Linked DNA regions of Mus musculus: region 2 is linked to region 1. Evidence: chromatin loops called from intact Hi-C (ENCODE). Cell type or tissue: gastrocnemius. All regions are shown on one strand.

What was found. Hi-C counts contacts between places; a loop is a spot of excess contacts. Peaks named below come from ENCODE experiments on the same cell type or tissue, not always from the same donor. Only the 100,000 strongest peaks of a DNase experiment are listed, where the experiment ranks them.
Region 2: it touches region 1 in a loop (2.4-fold over the local background); 20 of 42 quality-filtered maps call a loop at or near these places.

The regions. Positions count from the first base shown.
Region 1 is chr10:43,570,566-43,578,565 of GRCm38, forward strand. No RefSeq gene overlaps it. Among named protein-coding and RNA genes, the nearest start is that of Cd24a, 4.6 kb to the right of the region's middle. In gastrocnemius, a CTCF peak has its summit at 4,537 (motif pointing right); DNase peaks (open chromatin) are centred at 4,561, 5,876, 6,440, 7,276 and 1 more place; H3K4me3 peaks cover 1,328 bases; H3K27ac peaks cover 2,693 bases.
Region 2 is chr10:43,743,552-43,751,551 of GRCm38, forward strand. It overlaps 1700027J07Rik (RIKEN cDNA 1700027J07 gene), which reads left to right and starts at 2,607. Exons shown (of 4, transcript NR_040581.2): 1 at 2,607-3,104. RefSeq lists an enhancer at 2,587-3,127. In gastrocnemius, no CTCF peak of the experiment used is centred here; no DNase peak of the experiment used is centred here; H3K4me3 peaks cover 1,161 bases; H3K27ac peaks cover 3,228 bases.

The DNA of each region.
Region 1 (8,000 bases):
TCTCCCCTTTTCAGCAGGGTCTCGCCAAGTCACTGGTTGGCCTGAAACCTGCTAAGTAGACCAGGCTGGCCTTGAACCCTGGATATCTGCTTGCCTCTGCCTCCCAAGTGTTGGGATTTGTTGAGTGAGGCCTGCCCCACTAGTCTAGCTGTATCCATTTTGATGACTTGAATCCAGGACTTCTTTTATGCTAGACAAGCATTCTACCAACTGAATTGTATCTCCACCATGGCTCCTATTTTTAAAAAATGTTATTGTAAATCTCCAACCCCAATAAGCCCATGCAAAACCATGTAACTTAGTTATAATATTTATAAGCTGTATGTCTAGATTGGGCAGATTTACTATTACACTAATCTATTTTCTATCTAATCCCAGTGTTTCCTCTAATCCCTTTTTAAAAAATGTATACATTCTTTTTTTTAAAAAAAAGATTTATTTATTTATTTTATGTAAGTACATTGTAGCTGTCTTCAGACACACACCAGACCAGAAGAGGGTGTCAGATCTCATTACGGATGGTTGTAAGCCACCACGTGGTTGCTGGGATTTGAACTCAGGCCCTTCGGAAGAGCAGTCAGTGCTCTTAACTGCTGAGCCATCTCTCCAGCCCTCTAATCCCCTTTTTAAGGCATGTAAGGCCTTGTCTTTTGAGAATAAATCAAGAGAATAAATATTGTAGTAATGGTAAGTGACAACATGTCTATTTCCTTTAAATCCACTCTGTTGAACTTTTCAAAATATCATCACATAAAGCCCCAAAGGTATTTATTGTGTTCTTCATCTTTAAGTATCATATATGTATGTGTGTGTGTGCGCGTGTGTATATATATATATATATATATATATATATATATCTTTATATCTTTATTATCAACTTATAATTTTTATTATCTGACCTGGAGTCTTTTGTACCTTTGTCTCCCTTTGCTGTTTGAGTTAGGACACTGTAGTTCTCTCCTTCTTTTTTTTTTTTTTTTCACAGGGAGGGGCTGACCGTAGAAAGATCCTTGGCTTCTGTACTTCTGAGCCTGCTCTCTGTCTTTTGTTTGAGTTGCAACTGGCATCATGTGCACTAATCTCAGGCAGCCTGCAGCACAAACAGTCTGGAGAGTGGGTCTGGCTGGCCCATGTCCTGGTGTAGACTGGGGGATATGGGGAATGAGCATGCAAAGTCTCCCTGGGGCATAGATGCCTCAATCATCTCACTCTGACACAAAGTTGTGCTCCAGGGTCCCATCCCTCCCTAGGCTCAGGGAACCCCACACTGGCACTTCTCAAGTTCCAGCTCCAGGCTGGGGTGATGTCCCTGGCTGTAGCTGTCTGTCTGGGGGTTGGAGAGGGAGCCTCTCTGTAGCTCTCTGTAGACCCCTCAGACCCACTCAGCTTTTAATCTGTATATTGTTGTAGCCAGAGATCGTTGTCCCAGTCATTTATTCAGGGGTTGGGGTGAGTGCAGTGGACTTTTATCTAAGGTTAGTTGGGTTCTAAGCCCCACATTGGGCACCAATTTGTTATAGTAAATCTCTAACCCCAATATGCCCATGCAAAACCACACAACTTAGTTTTAATGTTTATAAGCTATATGCCTGGATTGGGCAGATTTACCACTACACTAATCTATTCCCCAGCTGTGAGATCTCTTGTTGTTTGTGGGTTCTCTAGGCCACGTGGTCTTTTTTTTTTTTTTTTTTTTCCGAGACAGGGTTTCTCTGTGTAGCCCTGGCTGTCCTGGAACTCACTTTGTAGACCCCCAGGCTGGCCTCGAACTCAGAAATCTGCCTGCCTCTGCCTCCCAAGTGCTGGGATTAAAGGCGTGCGCCACCACACCTGGCTTTCTTTTTTTTTAAACCTCTTTTCTTCTCTGTCTTCTTCCTCTCTCATTTTCTACTCTTTCCCGACTCTCTAGAACCTTCAACCCCACCTTTCCCTTCCATTGCCCAATCACAGGCTCTAGCCTTCATTTGACCAGTTAAAATGGGGAGAAGGTTTACATGAAATCACGTGAGTACATGATCCATTCCTTGTTGGGGTAGCCCCTTTTGCAGAAGCAGAATTAACATCAGAACACAAACAGCACCAGGGAAACCCACAACATAAATTTTCCTTCTTTTGAGTTTGTATGTCTATCTGTTTATACCAGTTTTGGAGAGGCTATAGGTTAGGTATCTTCTTCCTCTATTACTCTTTTTTTTTTTTTTTTTTTTTAAAGATTTATTTATTATATGTAAGTTCACTGTAGCTGTCTTCAGACACACCAGAAGAGGGAGTCAGATCTTGTTATGGATGGTTGTGAGCCACCATGTGGTTGCTGGGATTTGAACTCTGGACCTTTGGAAGAGCAGTCAGGTGCTCTTACCCACTGAGCCATCTCACCAGCCCCCTCTATTACTCTTTATCTTATTATTTATTCCCGTGATCCATAGACTGGCTCTGAACCATGCCATTTCAGAATGGTTGTCTGGCTAATGAACTCCTGCATTCTGTCTGTAGCCCATTCTGGCACTGAGGTCATGGTATTCCTTCTGCCTCAGTCTTCTGAGGCCTGGAATAACACTCTGGTACTTCCAAGGTTTAAAAACTTTTTTTTTTGATATGTATGGGTGTTTTGTCTGTATATACTTTGTCTATGTATGCTTAGTGCCCATGGAGATGGTGAGAAGGTGTCAGAGGCCCAAGACCTGGAGTAACAGAAGCTTGTAAGCTACCAAGTAGGTGCTGCAAATTGAACCTGGGTCCTCTGGAAGAGCAGCCGGCAATCTGAACCACTGAATCATCTCTTCAACTCCAGATCTTACTTTTTAAAAAAACAAGATTTATTTTTTTATTTACCTTATGAGTACTCTATCTGCATACTCAGAAATCCGCCTGCCTCTGCCTCCCGAGTGCTGGGATTAAAGGCGTGTGCTGATCTTACTTTTTTTAACTTACTAATTTATCATGAGCTGAAAATGGTGGTGAATGCCTTTATTTCTAACACTTGAGAGGCAGAGGAAGGAGTATTTCTGTGAGTTCAAGGCCAGACTGGACTACGTACTGAGTTCCAGGAAAGTCGGGATACATAGAGAAAAATCTCACTCAAAAAACAAAACAAACAATCAAAGTTTAAGGTCTCTTTAGCTATGTCAAAGCCAGAGTACACGAGACCCTGTTTAAAACAGAAAAAGAAAAAGAAGAAGAAAAAGGAAAAGAAAATGTTGTGGGTGCAGAGGTGGCTTAGCAGTTACGAGCACTGGCTGCTCTTCCAGAGGACCCAGGCTCACAGCCATCTCCAGCTCTGTGGGGTTTGGTATCCGCTGGCTTCCTTGGGCACTGCACCTGTGTCATGCATAGACATGCATGCAGATAACACCCATTCACATAAAATAATAAAATATGCACTCCAGGGCAGACCCCATGTCCAGGAGTAACTGGCCAAACAAGCTGAACTCCATGGGTAAACAGGGTCGTCTAGAGTCCATCACTGGGGTGCTTGCTGCAGGCCCGATGGCCATGAGTTTGATCCCCCTGGAAAAAGACCTGACTCCTGTAAGCTCTTCTCTGCATCCGCATGTCCCCTTGCCCAACAAATAAATAAATGCATGTAAAAATAAAATAGGTTAAGAATTTACCATAGTGATATCTTCACGTAACACACATACATATACATACACATATAGCATATATACACATAATACATATAATATATAAAGAATATAATGTCCTTTTGCACTCTTTAGTGACTTTATATTATTTAATAGTATAGATATGTTAATTTCTCTAACTAGGTCTCGGTTTTTGGATAGTTAAGTGTTTTTCAGCCTGTTACCAAACAGCAACTAATTATTGCACATTACTCTGTACAAGTCAGTTTTATTATAGTTGATGTTTTGAGACAGAGTTTCTCTGTGTAGCCCTGGCTGTCCTGGAACTCATTCTGCTGACCAGGCTGGCCTCCAACTCAGATCCACCCGCCTCTGCCTCCCAAGTGCTGGGATTAAAGGGTGTGCCCCCACCAGGCTGTACAAATATATCTTTGGACTAAATTTAGCATTAGAATTGGCAGAGGGAGACATGCTGTATTAACACCAATAGATGCATCCTTTCCTACAGATCTAAAAGCGTTTTCTCATATCCCTGCAGGACAACACTTCCTAAAACTCTGAACTCACAGTTTGACCAAAGGCATTAAGAGGGTGCCTTCTTTTTATTTAATTCCCTTAAACAGTAGCAACTTCCACACAGGGACACTTCAGCATGGGCCACCTTACTCAGTTTGCATCTAAACATAGTCTGGACTGTTTCTATTTACAGCTGTTTTCTTGTTGGGTGAAGCTGACCATCTGGGAGAAATTGAAAAAAAAAAAAAGCTATAGGAGAAAAAACCCCATAACTCTAAAAGAAACTCACTGTGGCTTATTAGCTTCCAGAGGATCAAAAATTCAGGATTTTTTTTTAAAAACAAAATTCAGGGCTTTTTGTTAGATGAAAAATATATCATCTCTGTCTAAATCTACTTATTATTTTGACAATGAGCGTTAATAATCCATGTGGCCAGCAGAGGGCAGCACATCCCCATAGAGTGTCCAGGAGACGCCTTCAGCAGGGACTTTGGACCACATTAGCAAGAATACTAACCCACTTTGTCACTTCCCCGCCTCCAGGCTTGGGGCTGGTGAAAGAGAGGAACAAAGCTTGCCTAAAAGACCAAGACAAACTGAAGAACTGAATGCCAGCTAAGTGCAGGGCAGCATAGAAACAGGAAAGAAAGAAGTATTGTAAAACCAGCATCATTAAGTAGAAGGGGATTTTAATTAAATGTGATTATTTCAGGCACTGTTTACACAGCAAAGCCCAGAAAGTATACTTTATTGTATTAATATCTCACTTCACATCCATTTTGCTAAAAATGTCAAATAATTTAGCTCTGTATTTAATCTTCTATTTTCCTAAAAATAAGACTTATCTTTTAAAAATCAAAATGCAGGTTAACCATATACTTTAATGTTAGTCCATTTATCCAATACTGAGTGCCAGGAGGAGAGGACATGGGGTGGACATAGTCTCTGCATTCCTGCCCTCACTCCCACGTACTGGGGATTGAACCCAGGGCCTTGTACACGCTAGGCCAGTTGTAGTACTGAGCTACATCCTCCGCCCTGACTCCTGTTTTTTTGTTTTGTTTTGTTTTTGTTTTGTTTTTTTTCAGCAAAGCAGAAAGGACTGGAAACCTGGGTCAGGAAGCTTTGTAACTTCAGAGGTGGTATCATAACTGGTTCTGCGGCTGGGGCCAGATTTCTTAACATCTCTGTTTTATTTCAGAATAAAAAACAATACGGATGCGCTGTCAACCTCACAGACCCACACACAAAACACCATGTGAGGGCGGGCATTTCGGGCCACACAGCCACACAGATGGCTTAACAGGAAGACAGCCCGATGACTTGAGTCTGAATTCTGCAATCCACTTGGTAGCAAGACAACACAGTCCTCTGACTGTCACATGTGTGCTGTGGCACATGTAGACCCCCCTCCTCCTCCCCCAATGATAAAAGTAAGAAAGCAAGTAAGTAAATAAGTAAATGGGCAAGGAGAGGAAAGGAAAAAAGAAACACAAAGATATGCAAAGATGCTGCTGGGGGAAAAGGAGTATGATTTAAAGAGCCACAGCATAACATAATGCCCACGGCAACAGCAGAGGCAGCTTGCTGTGTCCTGTGAGCCAGCACTCTGCTAAATGTTGGAATTAGTTCAGTTAGGGCCTTATCCTTTGCATGTGGGTCCACCAGACAGGCGTTGTACTCTAGGCGTTGGGAGGTGGGGATGCTCACGAGAAGTCAGACAGGATCCTAGGAACGGGCAGAACAGGCTGGACCCAGAGTCTCTTGAGTGCTGCACCTGTCTGGTGGCCAGCCTTCCTCTCCGTTGAGCACAGAGGAACTGTATGCCCTGCCATTACAGTCTTACCCAGGACAGGACCAACATCCAAAATGTCCAGAATGCGGTGATTTCCCCAGCGTTCTGGAGGCTGAGGCAGGAGGAATCCGAGTTCAAGGCCAGCCCAAGATACACAGCGATTGTCAAACAGCAACCAGAAAGCACGTCATAGGCAATTCCATGAAAACCAGAGAAAACTGACCTTACTAGTTACCACCGTTCACACACATATTAATACATGAACAATCAGTTTCAAAACCACTCCATGCTACAGCTTCTCCAGAAAGTGTAAATTGGTCATGTTCTAAAGAAGAACTGGGGTTAACGTTAAGATTCCTTCTAGTGGCAGCTTGAGCTCTTGTTGCCTAAGAGAAAAGCGAACCGTGGAAAGCTGGAGGAGCAGGACAGCTCACCAGCAGCCAGCTCAGAGCGGGGCTCTTACACTTGAGGCTTCAGGGGTCATAGGTCAGGACACCCCCTTCTGGGCACAGAATGGCCAACATCCTGCAAACACAGAATCGGTCCGTTCCCCGGGAGATTCTGCACAGGTGGAGAACGGAACAAAACACCACATAGGAGCGAGCCTGCGGCTCAGCTCGCTGTTTCTTTCAAATCACACAGAGAGGTAAACGGGGAAGGTAACTGCTTTCTGTTTCCTGTTCCCTCCAGCCAAGGAGCAAATGCCAAGGGAGAGAGCTAAGAGCTAGGCACTGGAGCGCGCAACAGACACAGCAGTCTTTTGTGTTTGCTTTTGAGATAGGGCCTTGCTTCGTAACCTTGGATAGCCTGGAACTTGCTCATGTAGACCAGGCTGGCCTGGAACTTGCAGTGAGTGATCTTCCCGCCTGTGCCTTCTTAGAGCTTGGTTTCCAGGCATGCACTATCACAGCTGGTGTACATTAATTGCTTAATAACACATCGGTTACAGTGTCACCATCACCTGCGTTTTACAGAAGAAGCAGCCCCAGCTTTTTGTCCAAAGTAAAAAAGAAAAAAAAAAAAAAAAAAAAAAAAAAAGAATGTCTCATAGCATTTGGGCCGATACCTGGCTCCAGAGGCTGTGTTGTTAACTACGGCACCAACACATTTCCTTAAACTAATACCGAGAGGGAGGGGAGAGAGATCAAGTTGGAGGAAGGAGGGGCAAGAATGGAGAACTGAGGGGCAGAAAAAACAAGCCTAGGGCACAAAACAAAACAAAACCCCCAAACCAAATGGAAGCCAGGAATAACTCCAGGAGTAGCCCCATAGCCTGTTGTCCTGAAGAAACTCTGAAGACGGCGCCCTTGGGGTTAGGCGCTATTGAGTCAGTCCTTGCGCCACCCTGGGAGAGGAGCGCCGCCGTTGCTGGGCACAGAACGACCTTTCTATACAGTGTGCTAACTGTTAAACAGAAAGTTCACTGGCGCTATACAAAAATTCCTGTGCGCCCAAGCACACCTCACACGTGGAAAGTTACTGAGCGGTTGTGGCTGACTTGGTAAGGCTCAGGCAGCCACAAACCAACGACTGTGGAGTCCATTGTCAGCTTGCTGCCATAAAACTTTGTTTTTACGAGGCTGTTCTGCAAAAATTGAAATTTAAACAAATTTCCACCGTTGCTAGGTTTGCTTTGTTTTGCTTTAAGGTCTGTAAAACACGTGGGCTAAACTTTAAATAGGAAGGTCCTAAACCCTGTGATTAAAGATTAGAAAATATTCTACCACTAAGTTGTTTTAAAGTTTGCTTTGAAGTTTTCACAAAAGAAGGTCGAAAGAAAGATTCCACTAAAATGTACAGACGGATGACTAATCTTTCTGAATCGGTTTGTCAAATTACTTAAAGGCAACTATGGGTGGAAATGGCTTGAATAAGAAAGCGTTCGAACGCTGAGCAAGTACTGTGCCACAGAGGCAGAACAAGCACGTCCCCAGAAACGTGGAGAATACTGGGACCGAAACCCAGTCCCTCGCAATGTCCCGCCCCGTGGCCGAGCGCAGCTGGCTGTTGCCTAGGTCCGGTTGGATGCTCCCGGGTATGGCCGGGTGCGCGATGCTTGATGCAGCACTAGAGGAACTCAAAACACAAAGCAAGCAGCCAGGGGC
Region 2 (8,000 bases), 170 kb after region 1:
TTGTCTGTAAACTTCTAGGTTCTCCTACAGCCTGATAGAAAGCCAAAGAATTTGTCCCATTCCTTTCTCTCTCTCTCCTTTTTTTTTTTTTTTTTTTTTTTTTTTTTTTTTGAGAAAAGGTTTCTCTGTATAGCCCTGGCTGTAGAACACTTTGGCTTCAAAGTCAGAAGTCTGCCATTCTCCTCTACCCTACAAGTTCTGGGATCAAAGGTGTATACCACCACAACACCTGGCCAAGAGGAACTTTCTTTCATTAAGTAGAATTTTCTTCCTAAATAGTTTGTTCTAGAAAGCCGATTCATTTAACAAATCTTTTGAAACACTGGGAAAGGGCTCTGGGCTTTTGGCACATTTCTTCTCAGTCCATCCAGTAACCACGTGTTAGGTGAGGAAGGAGCTCGCCAAGGCGGGCAGTTTTCTAGTTGCATGTTGCTCAGGGGCGCCGATGTTCCATGTTTTGTGATACTGATAGTGTGCTTTGTGCATTTATAAAACCAAGGCTGGAGAAGGTTTCAGCACATAGTCTACAAGTAGATTAAATGATCAACGAATAATCTGTCCTTCACCAAGGTCCCTTTCTCTTTGAAGCTGAAAGATATTAAGGGAGCTGTGTTAGCCTGTGCTCTCCAGAGAGGCAGACTAACATAGCACACGTGGAACTTTATTAGAGACTGCGTCATCAATGTGGAGGCCAAGCAGCCCTTCAGTCTGCCATCTGCACGATAAAGAACAAGGAAGACCAGGGGGTGTGAACCCCAGTGTAAGCCTGAGGGCTCTCATGTCAGGACTGATGTGCAAAGACAGGGAGAGGGGGGCTCCCCAGCTCAAACAGGTGGTAAAGCTCACCCTTTCTCCACCTCTTCTGTGCTGTTTGTTCCTTCAAGGGATTATTAGATCATGTCCAACTACGCTACAGACACCCCTCTTCTTCATTCAGTCTGCAAATGTAAGTGTTAAGGTCTTCCAGAAACATCTGTAGCAAATGCAGAAATAGGATTTTTCTCTGTCTATCTGAATATTCTGCTCCCTAGTCAAAGTGACAAAGGAAACCATCACAAACCATCTAGGCTTTGTTTTATTAAAGAATAACTGGAGAGACCTAGTCCAGGTTGTGCCTGGCCATGGGGAAGAGGACAGGGAAGCAGACGACACTGTCCATGCTGCCTGGAATGAAAAACCACATTATCACTCTCTAGGGCCAAGGAAGCCTCAGTCTTTTTTAGAAATACCACCTGAAAGAAGAGAGATGTGCAATTCTGCAGGCAATGTCATTCTTTTCAGGGATCCTCAATGTGAAATTTAACAGCCTATTCCTTTGTCACTCCTAAGGATGTTGGTGAGAGGGGTATTTAAATCGCCTTTCTGTCACTACAACAAAATGCATGAGATAATCAACTTACAAAGAGGAAAGGTTGTCCAGCTCATGGTTTTAAAGGTTCTACTCCATAACCAAGAAGACCAATTTCTGGCAAGCCTTTGGTGAGGTTGCCGGAGGCAAAGTCTATCTTTAAGCATGTTTGAGCAAACTCCTCATACCATGGCCAGAAGAAGCAAAAGAGAAAAGAGTGGGTACCACAAGAAGATGTGTGCCTCTTCTGGGGCACACATCCAGTGATCTAGGACTTCTCTACTAGATCCCACCTCTCCCCACAATAGCATTGACTGGGGACCATGCCTTCAACGCATGGAGGTACACCAAATCCAAACTATAGCAAGGACTAGGTAGACTCACAACATACAGGCCATGTTGTCTTTGCCACCCGGTGAAGTGAATCACAGAACATCTTTTGAATAGGAACTTTCACCTTTTGTTATATCAGCAGGAATGCAGGCAGCCAGGACTCATCCAATATGTGCAGCTTACCAAAGTCCCAAGTGGACTATATTAATGCTCTGTGCTTAAGCCATACCTCTCAGAATGGGGCTGTGGCTCTGTTACCACAAGTCCTTGCCTCTAACAGGATTGAGACCCTGGGTTCCATTCCCAGCCCATCCTGCACTTCACTAACAGTAATAATAAGCCAGGGTTCCATCCCCAGCCCGTCCTGCATGTCACTAACAGTAATAACCCAGTGAAAACAAGTGTCTCCCACACCCCTCCACGACTAATGACACAGGACACTCAAATATAAAAGGCATGAGTTGCTGGCAGTCATTTCAACTATCTAGAACCCTAAGCTAGTGCACACTTGACTTTTCCTCTGTTCTCCGTTAGGTTGACACTCAGCCAGCCCTCCTGTTTACTAGTTGTCTGAGAGAAATTTAGAAAAACAAAACAAAACAAAAACCAAACAAACAAAAAAATGGTTTTAGTACAACCTAGGTCACATTCTTCTCATGTTGGTTGCTGCATAGTCGGAAGGGGTTACGTCAAGGGAAATTGACACCTACCCTTCTCATTTGCTCTTTGATTTGCACACTCATCAGAAGACTAGAGCCATTTGATACTTCACAAGATGATTCCCCTTAGCAGACACTGAGGGAAGGGGGAGTCACCTGGCCCCAGCATCTGGTAACTGTTCCCATTTCAACTGTTGACTCAATAAATGCCCTTGGGCAAGTCACTGAACCTCTCCACATTTAGTCTCTGGGGAATGAAATCTGCCAACTGTATTATGTGGGTTTGAACCTCACTGCCCTCTGGGATAAAAATAGGAGAGGACCAGGTGTCAGCTGGTCCCAAACTGATGTAAGGATGGCGGCCATGGGATCTCAAAGATGTCCTTGAGCTATAAATTCTATAATAGGGTCACGGGACACAGAGGCCCTCAGGCATTTATTTGGCTTGTGTGATAAATTCCAGCCCTTGAAATTTTTCCAGCCACTCTTGAATACTCTGCCTGGCCCCGCCCCCACTCCTCAGTATTTCTCCCGCCATAATACTCAACTCTGAATGCTGTTGCTTTGTCACAAAACTCTTGGACCGTAAACTTCCCAAGGGAGGAGATAACGTCAGCACAAGCTTCATTGTCAAGTACACACCAGGCAAGTGGGCATACTACGTGAATTGTTTGCCATATGGACGAGTGAATGAAGACTTCCCAGGCTCCAGAGAACATTCCACTCCTCTGCCTCTGGGATCATCCATCCCTGGCCAACATAAGGTAGGATCTGACCCCATTTCCCCACCATACTTACCATCAGTGGTGAGGATCACTGTCATCTTTACTGGATTTACAATCACCTAGAAACATGCCTGTGGGTGTATTGGGGAGGGTGTTTCAACTGATGACTAAGAAAGAGAAAGCTAGCTGAATACCATGAGACACTGTCTCAAGCTCCAGTCTTCATTACTACAACCTGCTCTCACAGCCATCCATGGCGAGGGCACCCTCACTGGGGGGGAGGCTATCCCTCAAACAGTGTGCTGAAGTGAGTCTTTTTTTTTTTTTTTTTAAATGGTTTTTTGAGACAGGGTTTCTCTGTATAGCTGTTGCTGTCCTGGAACTCACTTTGTAGACCAGGCTGGCCTTGAACTCAGAAATCCGCCTGCCTCTGCCTCCCGAGTGCTGGGATATCTAGACCAGGGTGGCCTCAAACTGGTAGAGATCCCTCTGCCTCTACCTTTGTTGCTGGGATCGAAGGCCTATGCCATCATGGCCGGCTCCCTCTATTCATTCTTTAAGGAAGGTTCTCTTTACAGATGTGGAAGAACAGTCTCAAGAGCAGATGTCAACACCATAACCAGAATTGTCCGGATTTTTGACTGAATGTAGGACTCATTTAGAGTCACGTGTCTGATGTTATGTGTAAAGACTGGCCAAAATCTTATCCCTAGCTTACATACAAGCACAGGCAGATAATTAGCCAAACTTCTTCTCTTGACTCTGGCTAAAGGTATCTAGGAAGTCAGGGACAACCATATAAATAACTTTCACGCTGAACTCGGAGACAATGGAAGTAGTTCAGACATCTAAAAACTCAGTGTAAGAGACTCCTAGTGCCACTGCTTGGCACAGAAGGGAGACTCAGCCCTAGAAGGCCTATGCTTCAGGAGAGGGCTTGACTCTCTGGGTTTCCCTATGCCCTCCTCCCTGAACAGATAGTTTCAGATTCCAGTGGAAGTCATCCAACAGACCAAGATCCCTCACTTTCCTCCCAGCATTCCTGCTAAATACAGCATCCAGGTCAACTGGAGTCATCTGCAAGTGCTCTCTCTGGCGCTCTCTTCCCATCTCTTAACTGGGCGTGGGTGTCCTGCACTACTGACTTTCCCATAGTGCTCAGGTGAGAAGCATGTTGTGGGCGGGGCAGTCTCAAGATGTCTGTACCACTGTTGGTTTACTGCTCCTGACTCTTTCTGCTGACGTTGATGTTGTCCCTAGAATTCTCATTCATTCTCTCTCTCTCTCTCTCTCTCTCTCTCTTCTTACCCCCACCCCCACCCCATTTTGGTCCTTTAGTTCCCCACTGGTATTAGTGTTTTCTCTTCAATTTGGAGAACTTGACTAGCTATAATTGCTCTGCTTTGTAGGTCTCTAACATATTTCCCAGGGAGGAGACACGTACTGCCTGATTCTTGGTATATTACGTATGCACCACCTGTTTTCCTGCTTGTCTGGCTTCCATGAAACCCCTGGATATAACACGTAGCCTACTGCTGCTGACTTCTGTAGCCATATTGCCTTCCTGGCTACCGCTGCAAAAAACAGTCCTGCTAACAACAGCTTCCCTTGACTCTTTCCTTCCTTCCTTCCTTCCTTCCTTCCTTCCTTCCTTCCTTCCTTCCTTCCTGGTGAGCAGGTGGAGGCAATAATGGAGGTTGGAACTAGGAACTCAATCTAGCCAAGTGTTTCACCAGCAAGCTACAGCAGCAGCCCTGGCTCTCTTAACTCTAATGCTACTTACTATTCATGGGTTCATGGGCTCTTTCTCTTTTTTTCCTCCCATCTTTGCTCTCAAGCTTGACCAGTGAATTTATGCATAGTATTAATTTTACATGCATCTTTGCATAGTAAGCAAATTATTCTCATTTCCTGCCATTTCCACACCCTACTAGGGGAAGCCCAAAGGACAGCTTCGGGATATACTCTGCCCTTTGTGACCCTGCCCGTTCAGAAGTCAGTCATTTGCTTAACTCATAACCCAACAGACTTAGATGCAAAAGACGGTTAGTTCCATTTCTTTCTGGGAAATTTCAGCAAGTAATAAAAAGATTTGCTAGTATGCCCAGAGATAGGGACATTGATAGTTGGGACCAAATAGTGAGTCATGGCAAAGCCATGAGGGGATTATTTTTAAAGGAGTTTAAATTTTTTCTTCTATGTCGTGAAATAATCATAACTACATAATTTCCCCCTTCCTTTTCTTCAAGCCCTCCTATAAACCTACCCCTTGCTATTTTTCAAATTCATAGTCTCTCCATTAATTGTTGTTATGTAGGTACATGTAGGAATATATATGCATTCCTAACTGAGTGTTAAATTTCAAAGCTCTGGACAAGTAGTCACAAGAAAGAAGAAAACAGTTCCAGGTCTAGAGAAAAGAGAAGCCAAGGAGACTGAGTTAGATAAGAGTTGAAAACCAACGGCCCAACTCTGCAGAATGCTTGGCTCCTGGTAGAAGTTGCTCCAGTTACTCTCCCCCACTATTCTGTGCACCTTTGAGACACAGACCCATCGGGCCAGGGAGGGCTTAACCTGGGTCAGAGGTTAGTCAACAACTTTTTACTGCAGAAGGCAAGACAATAAAAATTTTCAGTTTTGTAGGCTTCAAGTCTCTTGGAACCATAGAAGCATTAAGAGCAGTCAAAGGAACACATACGACTATGTTCTCACAGACCCTTATGGACACGGAAAATTGAACTTTACAAAAAAGAAATATTTTATTTGATACATTTGAGAGTTTGCCCGCATGTATGACTGCTGCAATGCCTGCAGAGGCTAGAAGAGGGAGTCAGATCCAAGGGACAGTGGTGAGCTGCCACCTGGTGCTGGGAACTGAACCTGGTCCTGTGTAAGAGTGGTCAGTGCTCTTAACTGTTAAGCTATCTCTTCAATCCTTTACTTTTTGTGTGCCCCCCAGATTATTTTAATTTTATTTCTTCTCAGTCATTTATAAATGTAGAAACCACTCCTGCCTTGTGATCCCGGGAATCATAGCCTGGGGATGTAGCCTTGTACCCCAACTCAGTACTGGGAGATCAACACAGGGCTTGCCATGCAGAGTACTGGGCTGATTGTGAGTCTTCTGCAGTTTCCTATTCCCCTTGGCAATGGAACACCAGAATAACAAATGGCCAAGTGGTACAGAGAGTAGGGCACAGAGCCACCAGTTGAACTAATACTGAGACAAACGCTACGAACGATGTGGCCAAAATTTGTGCATACCACAAGAAGGTAGTTCAAAGAGGCTTGTGGCAAGTCTGCAAATTAGGAGAAGGCTTGGTTGGAGACTTGCTTAGATCCAATGCCCAGAGGCCAGGATGGGACAGAGTCCTTTAGCAAGTAGAACAGGGTCACACAGAAGTACCAACTGACAGCACCATGAGGCCCTCAGAGCAGAACTGCCTACCTCTAGGTTGGCTATAGCTTTCAGAGACTAAGTGAGAGAGGATTGCTAGTGCTATGCCGACTGGGAGTTACAGAAAGCTCCTGCTGGACCAAGAATGGAATGTAGCATTTTGGGAGCAGAATCTGCTTTTCCTTAGAGGATTTTTTAAAAATCATTTATTTATTTATTTATTTATTTATTTATTTATTTATTTATTTATTTATTGAGATTGGATTATTGATTGATTGATTGATTGATTGATTGAGATTGGATTTCTACCATGTGTCTAGGATCCCAATCCTCTTGCCTCTGTCATAGCTATATACATACTGTAAGCATCTCGATAGAAACATTTGCCTACCAGATACTCAAGCAAGGATCCCCAAGGAATTGCAATTTCCCCAGAAACCATTCTGGGGAAGAAAAGGCTGAAGCCAGGTGCCTGTCAGGAGACAAGCTTGGTTTCCAGGGATAACTTTCACACAGTTCTGCATGGTTAGCAGACTGCTTTGCAGGAGGGACCCATCAAGATAACCGTGGGTCAGGGATTGGGGAACCACAGCTGATTTTGGGCTGCTGAGCTGTGCACGCTTGCTGTCCTCTTTGGAAACTAAGCTATGCCGGCGCATCTGAAGATGGATGCAGGGGTCCCTGGGCCTCGGTATTTATTCCTCTCCCCCATGTGCCCATATTGAGCAACGCTCTCCCCCCTTCCCTGTTTTCAATTAATGTCACTTGTGTATTTAGTTGGTGTATGGTGAACAGCCTAGCTTGTTAGAACTGCAAAGGCTCAAAGACTAAAACTTCTGGCAACAGTATCACCATGCCCGTCTCAGAAGTCTTTTTATCTATAAAGAGGGCAGGGCATAGGAAAGCTCCACTGTTTCTTCCGACACACTGAGAAGGTCTCAGGTCCATCGCACAAAGGCTGGTCGCTCTGTCTGACACAGAGCAGCGATCAGGCTCCAGGCCACTGTTGGTGTGTTATGCATTTCCTGTATGGTCATGGGGTCACCCTGGGAAGTTCTCTGTTAGTGGTTCAGCTTTGGTGATCCAGAAGAGCCCTAGAAGCAGGGCTGTGATCTCAGGAGGGTTGTTCCGGAACACTCTTAGAATCTCGGATCACGTTCCGAGCCAGGGGTCACCCAGCAGTCCTCAGCTGCCTGCCTCTCACTCTCTTCGAGGGAAGCAAAACTTGATGTTGTTAAGTTTCAATTTCTTATCTGCCCGAGTGTGCTACATCGTGTTTACTGGTGTAGCACACCAAGAATCCTCAGATTTTTTTTCCTTTTGAAATATTTAAATCCAGTCTTCAGAAGCTAAACATTTCATAATAGATATGGAATGTATATAATACTGTACATATTATCTCAGGTAAAATAAACTACAATCATTTATTACCACGAGATACCTATCAGTTCAATGTAATGTTTGTCTTAGCACTTACACTTTCCCGAAATGAGCATGGCAGCACATACATTTAAATCCCAGAGCTTGGGAGGCAGAGA